Linked DNA regions of Mus musculus: region 1 is linked to region 2. The links are chromatin loops, found by intact Hi-C in ENCODE. Cell type or tissue: left cerebral cortex. All regions are shown on one strand.

Region 1 (8,000 bases), 380 kb after region 2:
CAAGAGACAGGTACTAAGGCTTGCTCTGGGTGGAGACCGTTCTGGCTGGTCAGTGGGCTCCTGAAGTTCTCTGAAAGGGTCTTGAAGAGGATAGGATGAAGGGAGCAAATCAGCATGAATACACACACACACACACACACACACACACACACACACACATACACACACATATATATACATACATATATATGCATATATACATACATACACACAGAGATAGATAGATAGATAGATAGATAGATAGATAGATAGATAGATAGATAGATAGATAGATAGATAGATAGATGAACATATATGCATCTTAGGGTAAGGTCATTATTTGCCCTGGAGAGAAAGAACACCATACACAACACTTGTTTACCTCTCTCTCCTGGGATCCTGTTTTAATCAGGGTTTCTACTGCAGTGATGAAACACCATGACTAAAATGCAAGTTTGGAAGGAAAGGGTCCATTTACCTTCCACTTCCACATCACTGTTTACAACTGAAAGGAGCAGGACAGGAACTCAAACAGAGCAGGATGCTGGAGGCAGGAATTGATGCAGAGGCCACGGAGGGGTGCCACTTACTGACTTGCTTTCCCTGACTTGCTCAGCTTGCTTTCCTGTAGAACCCAGGACCACCAGCCCAGGAATGTCTCCAGCCACAATGGGCTGGGCTCTCCTCCATCAATCACTAATTAAGAAAATGCCTTTCAGCGGGATCTTAAGAAGGCATCTTCTCAATTGAGGTTCCTTCCTTTCAGATAACTCTAGTTAGTGCCAAGCTGACATAAGACTAGGCCATACAACTGACCCCTTGTCAACTTGACACTCAAACACATCACCATTAAGTCACACCTTTCCTTTCTTATTCATTCTCAAGGTCTCACATTAAAACTTAAATAACTTTAAAAGTGCTACAGACAGGCTGGAGAAATGGCTCAGTGGTTAAGAGCACCAACTGCTCTTCCGAAGGTCCTGAGTTCAAATGTCAGCAACCACATGGTGGCTCACAACTATTCGTAATGAGATCTGATGTTCTCTTCTGGAGTGTCTGAAGACAGCACAATATAGTTACATAATAAATAAATAAAATTTAAAAAAGTGCTACAGACTTTACAAATTCAAACATTAAAATTTCAGTCTATTTAAAATATCCAATCTCTCTAAAAATCCAAAAATCTCTTTTAAAAGCTCAAAATCTTTCAGCTGGGATCCTTTAAAAATCAAAATTAAGTTAAATACCTTCTTCAAGAGGGAAGACCCAGAGCAGAGCCACATCTGAACCAAGAAAAACCAAACTCCAACAATATAAATAACTCAATGTCCAGTTATCTGGGCTTCACTCACGATCTTCTGGGCTCCTCAGTGAGCTTGGATCACTTCTCCAGTTCGGCCCTCTGCAGCACACACAGCTTGTCTTCCAGGCTCCAGCTGGCTCGACTCCACAGCTGATGCTGTTCTTGGTGCTGACATCCCATGGTACTGGCATCTCCAAAAAGCTGGGGCCTTCTGCTTCAACTGGGCTGCACTTTCACCAATAGCCTCTGTTAGGCAATCTTCATAGTGCCAAGACGTGTCTTCTCCACAAGGCTCCTTCATTCCTGCCATCAACCGCTGCTGAGGCTGCACCTTCACCAATGGTGGCTCCTGGCCTCTCACAGGGCCAAGCCTCAGCTGCTCTCCATGGCCCCTTTAAGTCTTTAAAACCAGTACCATCTGGGTGACTCTTAGACTATCTCTGTCAGTGCCAGAGTAGTGTATCTCAGCTGTCAGCTTGAGGGACAACTTTCAGGAGCACAGCTTCTGTGTGCTGACCCTGAGGAAACACTTCCCAGATTTTACCTCCAAAGATGCTGGGCTCTTCTTAACCATAGCTGAGACTCTTCAGCCCCAGCTGATCCCAACGACAGAATCTCAATTCAAAATAGCAAATGGTCCTGATAAGAGTCTCTAGTCTTCCCTCTGAAACGTCACAAGCCAGACTTCCATCCTCCACATTGCCCTCAACACTCTTATCTTCCAAGCTCCCACAGAACAGCCCACGGAGCGAGCCCTCAACACTCAATAATGGCTTTTCTGACCCAAAGTTGCAAAGTCTTTCCACAATCCTCCCTGAAACATAGTCAGGTCTGTTGCAACAATACCCTGCTATATGGGTTTCAACTTGTGTTAGGGCTTCTATTGCGGTGATGAAACACCATGACCAAAAGCAAGCTGGGGAGGAAAGGGTTTATTTGGCTTATACTTCTACATCACTGTTCATCACTGAAGCACATCAGGACAGGAACTCACACAGGGCAAGAACCAGGAGGCAGGAGCTGATGCAGAGGCCATGGAGGGGTGCTGCTTACTGGCTTGCTTCCCCTGGCTTGCTCTGCCTACTCTCTTATAGAACCCAGCAATGCAAGTCACAAAGGACTGTGTCCTCCCTCAATCAATCAGTAATTAAGAAAATGGCTGGCAGGGTGGATTGGAGGCCAGCCTGATCTACAAAGCGAGTTCCAGAACAGCCAGGGCTACACAGAGAAACCCTGTCTCAAAAACAAACAAACAAACAAACAAACAAAATAGAAAGTGTCTTACAGCTGGATCTTATGGAGGCATTTCCTCAGGTGAACTTCCGCCTTTCAGATAACTCTAGTTTGTGTGTCAAGTTGACATATGACAAGCCAGCACAGACCCCATCAATTTCATGGGCCAACCTATAAACCTCAAGGCACCCAAAACCTTGGTCCTGCCCCTGCCTGCCATCTTCCTTCAAAATCATCTCTGCGGGGGCGGGAGGCACTTAGCATCTCCTGACTGACTGCTCACAGCCAGTCAGGGTCTGTCACTCCTCTCTGCAGCCCCTCTGCTGGTTCCACTCACTGCTGGGGTGCACTCCTGGACACGGAAAAAGGATCTCCTTAGACAATGACCTTCAGTTTCTCCCACTGCCCAGGTTGTGCCATCTAACCCCTCTGATTTCCATGTCTCCTTCCATCATGGGTCCCCTATGGCTGAACAGGGCCTGGCTCAGCAGAGGTACTCTCGGTATGACGGACAGAGATGGGGCAATTGGACAGGTGTCTGATGGACCCATGAGTGAGTATTTAACTTCACAGGACGGACACACATAGGATGGACAGACAAATGGAGGGGGGGAGAGGGTAGATGGATAGTAAGTGGGAGACAATGGATGGGTAGAAAATGAATGGGCAGCTGAGCTAATGGAAGAATAACAGAGTCATGGCCGGATAGATAGATAAATGAATGGATAAAAGAATGGACAAGCATCAGAACAAATAGAGAGCCACTGTCCTTCCTTAACAGAAATCACATCAAGCCAGAACCCCAAGGGCACCCTCGTTAGAGATGCCCTACCAGGCAGACAGCAATGTGCTTCTCCTTTGCCCTAAGCAGCTTCTGGTACACAAAGGCAGACGGCCAATACTGACCCCTGGTGGTCACTATGAGAATAACCACTCCAGAGCCTGGCCTTTGCAGTCCTGGAAAGTCTCAGCCAGCTGGACAGTGGTAATGGAGCTGCAGAGTAGACTGATGGCTCTACCCAAGCAGGCAGGCTCCGAGACAGTGTGCTGCAGCTGCAGGGTACTGCATTGGTACCATTGTTCCCTCATACCCCAAAGGACATGCGCTTGGCTAAGAGCTGTTAGAGGATGCCTGAAGAGAGCTGCCAGGAATGTCGAGACCGGTGCCCAGCAGTCTAGATGACAAATCCAAAGGCTTACCAAATGGGTCAGTGGGCCTGGTGCCTCACATCTTCCTCTCTCTGGTCTTTCATACCATTCTGACGCCTCAGCCAGATGCAGATATGAAGGCAGAATCTCGGAGAGGCACAGAGGCTTGCCAAGCCAAGGCAAGCAGGTGGCAGTCGAGATTTGAGCCCAGCTTTCGTAGGATCCATGCCTATACCGGCAAGCCCCAGGGGAATCGCTGTCCTGGGGGCTCACTCACACCCTCCCTATTCCAATAGGGATTCAGAGTCAGGCTTGGGTCTCAGCATCAGCAAGAAACTGTGGGACCTCGGGTAAGCCGCGTTACCGCTCTGAGAGTTCCAGTTTCCTCCTGTGAGTTAGTTGATGCATATTATTTCACAAGTCTATCGTGAAAAGCAAATGAGCTGATAAAATATTTATAGACAATCTGATACATAGAATGTTTTTCTTTGAGGGAAGATCTTGAATTCTAAAAGTAGAGATGCCTAGGACTGAAAAAATGACTCGGCAGTTAAGAGTAATGGTTGCAGAGCCGGGCGTGGTGGCACACACCTTTAATTCCAGCACTTGGGAGGCAGAGGCAGGCAGATTTCTGAGTTCGAGGCCAGCCTGGTCTACAAAGTGAGTTCCAGGACAGCCAGGGCTATACAGAGAAACCCTGTCTAGACAAACAAAAAACAAAAAACAAAAACAAACAAAAAAGAGTAATGGTTGCTTTTTCAGGAGACCTGAGTTGATTCCCATTGCGCATGTCAGACAGTTCACGACTCATGTAACTCCAGCTGTAATGGATCTGATGCCCTCTTCTGGCCTCCAGAGGAGACTGCACCCACATGCACATGCCCACACATAATCACCTAGTGTAAAATAATAATAATCCTTAAAAGTCATAACAATTCTCTATTCCATGCTATCTTTTATCATATTTCAAAAACTCAGCAAAAATATGGGAATCTAGTGTTTGCACACCACACATAAGGATCCTGAGCACCGTGTGGATCAAAGAACCGAGGGAGCAGAAGGGTGGGGACAGGAAGGAAGAAAAAGCAGCAGCCTCCATCTCCACCAGCAAATAGACCACAAATTCCCAGGGCTCCCCTCTGCCACCCAGAATGCTGTGCTGCCGCCTTGCTTTGCCTGAATAGCTCACTTAGCATAAACTTATTTCTTCTTGGTTTAAAGGGTATTAGGCTGTGTTCTCTGGGACTTTGATCTTAGATGCGTCCCTACAGTAAGTGGACCTATGCTAATCAGCACTCTATAATGTCTATAATACTTCCCTGTGTGGCGGGGACAGTTCATCTAGCCACACTCACTTTTGTGGGCAGATGGGCTGTGTCCCACTTTCTGCAATCACAAACAGCGCTCCTAGGGCCAAGTCTTGGGACTGTGGGGCCTCCTGCTGGCATCCTGGGAGTAGAGTAGCTGGGGCAAGCATATGCCAGGGCTTAGAGCTAGTGAGTGGGCTAATTTGCTTCTTCCACCGCAAGCCCTCTGAGGTTTCTTTTGTTGTTTGTTTGTTTTTCTCATTTGTTTAAGGAGTTTTGAAACAGGACCTCACTATCAGAGCCCACTCTGTAGACCAGGCTGGCCTAGAACTCCAAGAGAGTCACCTGCCACTCCTTCTCAAGTGCTGGGATCAAAGGCGTGTGCCATCACACCTGGTTTCACTTTTTCTTCTTCTTTTTCTCTCCTTGTCTTTAAAAACAAGCAAACTAAGCTTTGGGCAGGCTCAGTGGTTAAGAGCGCTTGCTGCTTTTGCAGAGGACCAGGTTCAATTCCTGGCACCCACATGGTGTCTAGCAACTATCCATAACTCAGTTCCAGGGAACCTGAGGCCTTTTTCTGGCCTCCACAAGCACCAAGCACTTGTGTGGTACACAAACATATTGCAAGCAAACCAGCCATACACAGAAAATATAATAAATATTTTAAACTACATTGTATTTATTTTTCTTTCCTATACCATTTTCCCTCCCCCAAAATGAAATGTGTAAACTTGAGTTTTACTTCCTTAACTGTTACCTTTGAAGTCTTTGCCGTGCACATTTAAAGATTTACTTCCTTTTATTTTATGTGTATTAATGTTTTGCCTGCATGTGTATCTGCATGAGAATATCAGATCACCTGAAACTGAAACTACAGGCAGTTGTGAGCTGCCACGTGGGTGCTGGGAATTGAACCCTGGTCCATCTGGAAGCTCAACCAGTGCTCCTAACTACTGAGCCATCTCTCCAGCCCCCTGACACGCACATTTAAATAACAGCATCTAGTGGTATTAGCCTACTTTTCATGTTATAACAAAATACAGGCGTCTGGGTATTTTACACAAAGAGATTCGTTTAGCTCCTAGTTTGGGAGCTGAAAATCCAGAACTGGATGGTTGCATTGACCTAGCCTCTGTTGAGAGCCTCAAGGTAATGACAGGAGCGTGCACAGAAGAAATCACATCATAAGATGGAAAGGAAAAGATGAGGATCAGACAATAATCCATCTGTGTGTGCTGGCACTAGCCTGTGATCCTAGCACTCAGAGGAAAGCAAGAGGATCAGGAGTTCAAAGCCATCCTGGGGTACATAGCGAGTTCGAGCATCATTGTTAGACAACAACCATAACAAAACAATCCACTGTCTTGGGAATCAACTGGGGCTCTGTGGACGCCATATAAATCCATGTCAAAGCCAGGTCTCTGTGTTACCTTCCACTAGCCCTCTCTCTGTCGGCATCCACACTGGCTTCTAGCATGTGAGCTTTGGCAGGACATGTTTAAATCCTACACAGACCAGAGCACAGACATGAATGTGCTGTCTTGGTGACCCCTGCACATAGAGGCTTCTGACCATTGTGTAGCACTGTCTTTCCCCTGGAGACTTACATTCTATTCTCTGACATTTCAGATCTGACTGTCTTTAACAAACAAAAGCACAGTTTCACACATGTGATTGTAATGGGCCTTGGTACATCCACTGTTTCTACGATCACCAATCCTTTTTGGGTCTCTGAGTAAACTTCTGGAATCACTTTCTTTGTTGAAGAACACTCTGAAATCCCTTTAGATTGCTCTCAGCTTTTATTTACCTTTCAATGTTAAAAGGAACATATTTTCCTTTGTGTCTTAGTTTATGAAAGGGCTGTTTGCCGCAGGCAATTCTAGCTGACGTTTCTTTGTTCCCCTCTCTTTGGGGACCCCATTGCCGTCTCCCAGCCTATCATCGTGGCTATGGATGGAGATGCTCATGGAGCACACTGCCCTTTCTCCGTGGCTTTCCCCCTCACTTCTCTCCATCTGAAGTTTCCCTCAGAGGTGCAAAGGGCAGGTCCATTTCCCTGTATCCTCCTTGAGAGGTGCCATTCTCCCTGCTTCTGTGGGTCTGCTTTGAGGAAACCTGTAACTGCTGTGTCTGTCTCGTTGCTTTTAGCTTCTTCTCCTGGGATTTCATTGTGAGCTTCTTCTGATTCTGCTCTCCATGCCTCTGTTTCTCTTCCCATGTCATGTCTCTCGTCGATTTGTAAGTAACTCCTAGCTCTGCCCTTCATTTTGGCTGTGGATTGTTTGTTGGATTTTAGATTTTAGAATGGTCTTTCATTTCTAGAAGCTCCAGTTTGCTGCGGTTCCTCTCCTCCCTCTTCCCCCTCCTCCTCCCCTTTTCTCCCCCTTTCTCCCCCTTCCCCCTCCCCCTCTTCTCCTTCTGCTCTTTCCTCCCCCTCCTCCCCTCCTTTCTCCCCTTTTGCTCTCTTCCCCTCCTCCTCTTCCTCCTCTTCTCTATCCCACCTCTCTTCTTCTTCCCCTCCTCCTCTCTTCTCTCCTCTTCTCCAGCCCCCCTCTTCTTCCTCCCCTCCTCCCCTTCTTCTCCTTCCTCCTCCTCCTCCTCTTCCTCTCCTCCTCTTCTCCAACCCACCTCTCTCCCTCTTCCTCTCCCTCCTCCTCCTCTTCTCCATCCACATCTCTCTCCTTCCCCATCCTCCTCTTCCTCCCCCTCTTCTCCACCCCGCCTCTCTCTCCCTCTCTCTCTTTCCACCCCATCCTTACTCATCTTACTTATATACACATCATGTCATTGCAGCTTTTATTCCTTTAAACATCTGTGGCCTCTTGGTGTCTGTTCTGTTGCCTCCTTTTCCTCTCTGTGGCCCTCCCCTCACGGTGGCCCTCCCCTCACGGTGGCTCACACGCCCGTGATTTGGGAAGATGGCTATGGAATCCTTTTGCTTGGCCTTACTCACAGAGCAAATCCCCTCCACCTAACCAAGGGGCTTCCCAACATCAGCTTCCTGGGAGCTTAATCTCAGCGGAGAC
Region 2 (8,000 bases):
AACTCATTAAGAAAACTTGGTTAAGGCTATGTGTTTACCATCCCAGCACTTGGGAGGCGCAGGCAGGTGTATTCCAGTGAATTTGAGAGCAGCTTGGTCTATATAGTGAGTTCAAGACCAGCCAGGGATACAAAGTGAGACCTTCCAGGGAGAGGGAGAGGAGGAGGGGGAGGGAGAGGGGGAGGGGGAGGGGGAGGGAGAGAGGGAGAGGGGGAGGGGGAGGGGGAGGGGGAGGGGGAGGGGGAGAGGGAGAGGGAGAGGGAGAGGGAGAGGGACAGGGAGAGGGAGAGGGAGAGGGAGAGGGAGAGGGAGAGGGAGAGGGAGAGAGACAGAAGTTCATTAAAATATAGCCACACTGGGGGTTCTAGGACAGCTGTCTGGAAAAAAATAAAACAAAACAAACAACAATACAAACAAACAAAAAGTAATAGCCCCCCCCCCCCCCGAATCCTAATATACAACTTACCAAGGAAGATGGACAGATACCTAAAAGCCTATGGGAGATGTTCTGCATCAGGCTACAGAGAGCCAGTGCTACTCTGCACTGCAGAGCAATGGCATAGCAAGTGCAGGCCGGGACACTCGTGGTGGAGAAATTTGTTGTTGTTGTTGTTTTAATTAAACACACTGTTACCATACAATCACCCCATCTATCAGTCACATTCCTTATCATTTACATGAAGGAGCTGCTGAGACCTGTCCACACAAAAGCCTGTGCACACATGCACGGACACACATGCACACACATATTTTATTTTATTTTTTGAGGCAGGGTCTACCTATGTGGCTCTGGCTGGCCTAGAACTCAAGAGATCCACTTGCTTCTGCCTCCCAAGGCCTGAGATTAAAGGCATGCACCACCACACCAGGCCAGCCTAATGTCTTTTTATGCATATCTGCTCATATTTAGGAACAGCCAAAATCTCCTTTAGTAGGTGAGCTGGCTAGACAATGGAATATTAGTTAGCACTAATAAGAAATGCGCTATCAAGACGTGACAAGGCACAGAGGAGCCTTGAATGCACACTACTAAGCCAAAGAGGCCATGTGAAAAGGCGATATATTGAGTGACCCCAATTCTGTGACATTCTCGAGATGGCAAATTTGTGGGAATAGATGGCTGGTGGAGGGCAGGGGTAGCTAGTTGAGCATGAAGGATTCTTTTTTCGGGGGGCGGGGGGGGGGGGTTGAGACAGGGTTTTTCTGCGTAGCCCTGGCTGTCCTGGAACTTACTCTGTAGACCAGGCTGGCCTCGAACTCAGAAATCTGCCTGCCTCTAACTCCCAAGTGCAGATTAAAGGCATGCGCCACCACTGCCTGGGTAGCATGAAGGATTCTTATAGCAGTAATATTACTCTACATGATAATATAGATGCACATCTTTTTAAGTTTGCCCAAATTCATAGAATATATACCACAAAAATTAGCCAGGGGGCTGGAGAGATGGCTTAGGGGTTAAGAGCACTGGCTGCTCTTCTAGAGGTCCTTAGTTCAGTTCCCAGCAACCACATGGTGGCTCACAACCATCTAAAATGGGATCTGATGCCCTCTTCTGGCACACAGGTATATGTGCAGATAGAGCACTCATGAACATAAAATAAATAATACCTAAGAAAAAAAGATTAGCCATAATATTAAATGTTTGTGAAGTTTGGTGATTATAATGTGGGCTCAGGTCAGGTGGTAGTGGCATACACTTTTAAGTCTAGCATCTGGGAGGCAGAGGTAGGCAGATGTCTGAGTTCTGGGACAGACAGACAGGACTACATGGAGAAACCCTGCCTCAAACAAACAAACAAACAAACAAAAAATGAAATGAAATGAAAAATGAAAAAACCCACAAAATTAAAAAACCCACAAAACAACAATAGCAAAAAAGTGGGTTCATCTGTTGTAATATAGCACTCTGGATGGTGGATACTGGTAATGGGTGAGTCTACACAAAATCAGAGCCACCATTTTGTGTATTGTGCTAATTGGCATAGATTATCTGATTTAATCTTCCAAAGAGATAGATAGCATCACCCCCACTTTAGAGGTGCAGAAATGAGACACCCAGTAGCTGACAGAACACCCAGTGCAGGAAGGTCTACTTCAGCAGTTAGGCAGTCCATTGTCTCCTCAGGTCTGCGGTGGGAGCTGAGTCCAGCACACAGCAGCCCTGGTGTCTTCCTCCTAGCCAGAGCTAGAGGCACTTTAGTCAGTGACTCACACGGTATGTAGATGTGGGTGGCCCAGTTGCCCCGCTCATGGGGAAAGGTTCGGATTCGACCGCCATGCTTTGCACTGTCGTCCTCAGGCCCTTCCTCTGTGCTGGGGAACATACTTAGCACACTGTCAGGCACTGGAAGCTTCTCACTGGGAACGGGGTTCTGGCCACTGCAAAAGAAGAACACACATTTATCCTCATTGATACCCCTTTGAACAACGGTAGTTCTAAGCTGTTATGCACAGTGATTCTTACCCACACCAGTCTTGCCATGTTGGCCTCGAACTTGATCCTCCTCCCTCAGCCACAATGGCTGAGTGTTCATTTCCAGGAAGGGGTTGAGCTTCTACTAAAGAACCATAGCTTTCTAGAACTGCTTAAGTTTCCTAGCTGGGAAGGCAGACCTCAGCTGGCTCTTGGTCCCCATGGAAACATTTCAGCAGGTAGCAGTGTGGCTTGGAGGTCCCTATTAGATAGTTGGACAGGCCTGAACTCAAGTAGCTCTGTGATCTTGGCTTACATTAATTTCCTCACGTGTAGAGCATATTTTTACTTGCTAGAGCTCTTGTGCAATGAACCGACACACTACAGTCAGCAAAGACCAGTATTTAAGAACCTCGAAGATTTAAGCCTCTTGGCGCATGAGATTTTCATGGGTTTTTCAACAGGCTGGTGTCTCCAGTCTACCGTGTGGCTCACGGTGGCTATTCATTAACCATTTACTAGACGAACGAAAAGCTTGGGTTATTATTGCATAGTGTTCAAACGAGGAAACATCTGGGAAGAAACATAGTTGCTTTCCAAAAGAGAAAAAAAAAAAAAAAAAACGCACCAACGGAGAGGGCTGGACTTGAACCCGTGTCCTCACTCCCAACTTTGCCTTAGCCAGGGTGTGTGTGTGGTAGTGCCATTCCAGGGCTTTGTCCAGGGTGTGTCCTGAATCCTTTCCCTCGACATCCCTTTTTCTCTTACCGGGGAACTGACCCACCCTCTTGGTTCCCCGGGAGGCTCGGGTCCCACTAGGGTTTCAAAAGAATCTACGCTCGAGAGAGAAAAATTCCTCGATCCTCACCAACGGTGGAAGCCAGTACCCGGTTTGCTCCGCCCCGCGGCGACAGCCTCCGCTTCATCCTCTGAACCGCTGCTGCTGTAGCCCACCAGGGGCGCCGAGCTCATGGGGCCTCGACCACAAGCCGTGTCCACCGACAACCTGATCCGACGCCCGGAGTTCCTCTGAGCCGGAAGTGCTCTGTGGGGGGCGGGACCTAGAGTAGCTCCACCTCGGGGCGGGGCCTGGCGACCCGGGGGGCGAAGCCCAGTGGAGCTTAGGACGGACGGCGGCCACCGCCTGTGCGGTAAAGGCTGTAGGAGGCGGCCTTCCGGATCACTCCGTCGCCCCAGTGTGGGTTCCACAGGTCTGCGGGTCTGTTTGCCAGACTTGCAAAAAGTTGGAGTCTCAGGATCCCTCTTGAGAGCGAGCTGAGCCGCAGGTCAGCTGCAGAAGACCGGAGAGTCAGGTGGGGCTGCGGCGAGCCGGGGATGAGGATCCCGGCTCCTCCGCGACCGTAGGCTCCGGCGAGCGGATCCCGAGGCTCCAGCCCCGCCCCTCCGTACCCACAGGCTCGGGCCAGCGGGGCCGCGGGTCCCCGACAGGGGGCGGCCTCGCTCCGCGCCGCGGGCTTCTCGGCAGCCGCCGCCCCGGCTGCCGCTCCTCCCCCGGCCCCGCCTACCCGGCCTCGCGCCGACCCTCTGTCCGCCGGTCTCTGCAAGACCCGTCGGTCTGTCCGCTCGCCCGTCCGTCCGCTGCCCCGGTCCCGCTAACCCGAGTGCGCGGGTCGATTCGTCGGTTCCGGCTGCTGCAAACCTGTCTCCCGACTCCGCGCTGCCTGCCTCTGCTACGCGAGGCCCGGGGATTGGCAGGACGCGTAGGCCGCGCCGCGGCGGATGGAGCCGGAATAAAGAGGCGGCAGAGAAAGCAGCTGGTCTTCGCTTGTCCCGCGCCTGACCCCTGGAGCAGGTGAGTGGCAGGGCACCCGGGACTGCATCTGGGGGCCACTCCAGTAGCCCCTGCACCCAGGGAGAGCCTCCTGAGCTCCGAGGCGATCCAGGCTGGGCCTGGAAGTACAGTTGCTTCCCGGGCACCGTTTGAGGCTCTGGGGCCTTCCTCGGCCGGAACCACCCCCTTTTCGGGACGCAGTGGCTGGGCCATCCGGAGCAGGAGCTGACAGCAGGCAGCCCAGCTGGGCCTGATGGGAGGAGATCAGCTTTCATTCGGTGACTCTGAGAGGAAAAAGGGCTAGGGTGGGGCGCGGGTGGGGGCTTCTCTTTGCCTTTCCTCTCCACTTCTCTCTCCAGCTCTTGTGCAGTGAGCTAAGAGTGTTCCTGGCTTCTCCTTACTGGAGAAGGGTCAGGGTAGGCAGTGGGGTTGCTCTAGGAGGTGGGGAGTGGGGGCGGCTGATGGGGCTGGCAGCCATTCATACCAGGAAAAATAACACACAGTTGGATTAGTACAGCTAGATCAGACAGTGTTCCGTGCAGTCCACCGCTCCTCTCTACCTTAGGAACGCTAAAATGGCCAGCTGTGGTTGGTTGGTCGTACTCCTAGGTACTACCCCAAATCAGCAGCCTCTTTATTCCCTCCCTTCCCAGAAGATGCTGAGGGTGACAACTTTTAGCTTGATTCTTAGGTTTCTTTAAGAGAACAGTTAGAAGCCAGCTGGCTTATGGGAACATTCTCTACTTTCCTTCCCTTAAAGAAAACTTGCAAACTTTTAAATCTATAAGCAGCTGAGAACCTAGAAAGGAGGCTGCCTTTGATTCCAAAAATAATTCTCTGTGGGATTGCTTTAATACTATCTCAAAGTGGTGAATTAGAGATTTGCTGGCATGGGGTGGGGGCGGTGGTTAGGTGGGCTTTATCTTGCAGTGATTACTGTGAATATTTGGGACTTGGAGGAGACACACCCTGGGGCATGCTTTATCTGTACAATTCAGGCAAACAGAACAATTTCTTACACCTTGACAGTCAAAGACTCAGAGGGTAAGGGACTTCTGTTTATGTTCCTCTGGGAGATAACTAGAGTGAAGAAGTTCACCTGATCAGTGGGTCTATAAACCTGTTATTTAACCCTCTTTGGCCAGGAGTTTGGGTCCCAGAAAGGCCATTAATCCTGTTAAGCTAGAGTGGCATGTGCCCTGGGAAAGGCCTGGAGTGCAGGTGAAGAGGAACGTAGACCAGTCTTTCAAAGGAGAGGGTTTTTAGGTGGTTCTTAGTATTGTTGCCTTAATATTAGCTTCCAGAGTCCATCTGCCTTAGAACTTATACCTCAGGGGCGTGGCTTCCTTCAGCCATCAGGATCCTCTTGATTCCAAACAGTAGTGTTCTCTCATGTCAGTGTGAAAGGGGCTGTCAGGCATTAGGGACAGGTCACCCCATACTATCTGACTGAGTGGGCCATATGGAAACTAGTGGGGAATTTGTGGAGGCTGAGGTGCCCTGCCCAGAATGGGGATTAAAGAAAGTGGGTATAGAGAAAGCTCTCTTCCCCTTTGCATGGAGGAGAGGAGCTGCCTCTTTGAGAGCAGGTGAAGGGAGCAGGGCTCGATCCCTGAGCATCTCCGTCCCCTAAAGAAGCTTATGTCTGTGTAGTGAGTGTGGGCCGCAAGGGAAAAGGGGAGAGCTGCTTGTTCCTGCCTCATATTCACTGTGTCTCTCTTCCCTACAGAACCGATTACTGGGGAAGGCACAGCCTTCTTAGCATTGCCAGGACCCTGTCTCGAAGAGCCCTCCCGTCCTGCAGGCTATCTTCTTGGCTAATGACAAGGGCTATCTGACAAGGCCTCTGTGCCCTGTGTGAGGTTCTTGTCCGAACCTGAGATCCGGTAGCTTCTCTCAGGGTTAGGTTCACCTTAAGCGGGGAAACTGAAGCCATTACTGTCCAAACCCAGTTTCATCTTCCCAAGCATGTCAGAAAGCTGGCAGCAGCCACCGCAGACTCAGCCACAGCAGCCACAGGCGCCGCAGCCTCAGCACCATGCAGAGACACCTCCAGCCCTGGCTGAGCACACGCTGCCCCCAGGCTCGGCCGAGAACCCCCTGGGCTGTGCCGTGTACGGCATACTCCTGCAACCCGACCCAGGCCTCCAGCCCCCACAGCATGCACCCCTGCAAGCCGGGGAGCCGGGCCCCAAATGTGGCGTGTGTGGCCATGATCTGGCACACCTGTCCAGTCCGCATGAGCACCAGTGCCTGGCAGGCCACGACCGCTCATTCCAGTGCACACAGTGTCTTAAGATCTTCCATCAGGCCACCGACCTGCTGGAGCACCAGTGTGTGCAGGCCGAGCAGAAGCCTTTTGTCTGCGGTGTTTGCAAAATGGGCTTCTCCCTGCTCACCTCACTGGCCCAACACCACAGCTCCCACACCGGCATGGTCAAGTGCTCCATTTGTGATAAGACCTACAAGCCAGCTGAGGCTGCGGAGCCGGCCACCACCACCGCCCCATCACTGCCCTCAGCACCTCCACCTGCTAACATAGCCCCTGTGGAGCAACCGGAAAAGCCCTATAGCTGCCCCGTTTGCCAGAAGCCCTTCAAGCACCTGTCGGAGCTCTCCCGGCATGAGCGGATCCACACCGGAGAGAAGCCGTATAAGTGCACGCTGTGTGACAAGAGCTTCAGCCAGTCCTCGCACCTCGTGCACCACAAGCGCACACACAGCTCGGAGCGGCCCTACAAGTGCGCTGTCTGCGAGAAGACCTTTAAGCACCGCTCGCATCTGGTGCGCCACATGTACGCGCATTCTGGCGAGCATCACCTCTTCCGCTGCAACGTGTGCGAGCTGCATTTCAAAGAGTCGTCCGAGCTGCTGCAGCACCCCTGTACCCCGAGCGGCGAGCGGCCCTTCCGCTGCGGCGAGTGCCAGAAGGCCTTCAAGCGGCCGTCGGACCTGCGGCAGCATGAGCGCACGCACAGTGCGGAGAGGCCCTTCAAGTGTGATCTGTGCCCCATGGGCTTCAAACAGCAGTACGCACTGATGCGCCACCGGCGCACACACAAGACGGAAGAACCCTTTAAGTGCGGCCTGTGCGAGAAGGGCTTCGGCCAGCCCAGCCACCTGCTCTACCACCAGCACGTGCACACCCTGGAGACTCTGTTCAAGTGCCCGGTGTGCCAGAAGGGCTTCGACCAGTCGGCCGAGCTGCTGCGGCACAAGTGCCTGCCAACCTCCACCGAGCGGCCCTTCAAGTGCCCCGTGTGTAACAAGGCCTACAAGCGGGCATCCGCTCTGCAGAAGCACCAGCTGTCCCACTGCGCTGCCGCCGAGAAGCCTCTGCGGTGCACCCTGTGCGAGCGCCGCTTTTTTTCTTCCTCGGAGTTCGTGCAGCACCGCTGTGACCCGGCCCGGGAGAAGCCGCTCAAGTGTCCGGACTGCGAGAAGCGCTTCAAGTATGCCTCAGACCTGCAACGCCACCGGCGGGTGCACACGGGCGAGAAGCCCTACAAGTGCCCTAGCTGCGATAAAGCCTTCAAGCAGCGAGAGCATCTCAACAAGCACCAGGGCGTGCATGCCCGAGAGCAGCAGTTCAAGTGTGTGTGGTGCGGCGAACGCTTTCTGGATGTGGCGCTGCTACAGGAGCACAGTGCCCAGCACAGTGCTGCCGCCGCAGCCGCGGAGGGCGCCTACCAGGTGGCAGCCTGCTTGCCCTAAGGCCTCGGTGCCCGCCGCCACCTGCCCTGTCTAGTCTTGCCTGCTTGCAGCTGCATGGCAGCAAGCCTGTCAGTCAGCTGC

Evidence for each region. Peaks named below come from ENCODE experiments on the same cell type or tissue, not always from the same donor. Only the 100,000 strongest peaks of a DNase experiment are listed, where the experiment ranks them.
Region 1: it touches region 2 in a loop (7-fold over the local background); 2 of 42 quality-filtered maps call a loop at or near these places.

What each region holds. Positions count from the first base shown.
Region 1 is chr8:94,945,710-94,953,709 of GRCm38, reverse strand. No RefSeq gene overlaps it. Among named protein-coding and RNA genes, the nearest start is that of Adgrg5, 26 kb to the right of the region's middle. In left cerebral cortex, CTCF peaks have their summits at 3,426 (motif pointing left) and 4,507 (motif pointing left); DNase peaks (open chromatin) are centred at 1,527, 3,433 and 3,798.
Region 2 is chr8:95,327,747-95,335,746 of GRCm38, reverse strand. Zfp319 (zinc finger protein 319) reads left to right here and starts at 3,936. Exons shown (of 2, transcript NM_024467.4): 1 at 3,936-4,226; 2 at 5,935-8,000. The coding sequence starts at 6,174. The coding sequence ends at 7,919. Usb1 (U6 snRNA biogenesis 1) reads right to left here and starts at 3,463. Exons shown (of 7, transcript NM_133954.2): 1 at 3,282-3,463; 2 at 2,213-2,379. The coding sequence starts at 3,385. In left cerebral cortex, CTCF peaks have their summits at 1,479, 3,347 and 3,866; DNase peaks (open chromatin) are centred at 3,498, 3,845, 4,117 and 4,695; H3K4me3 peaks cover 2,509 bases; H3K27ac peaks cover 1,944 bases.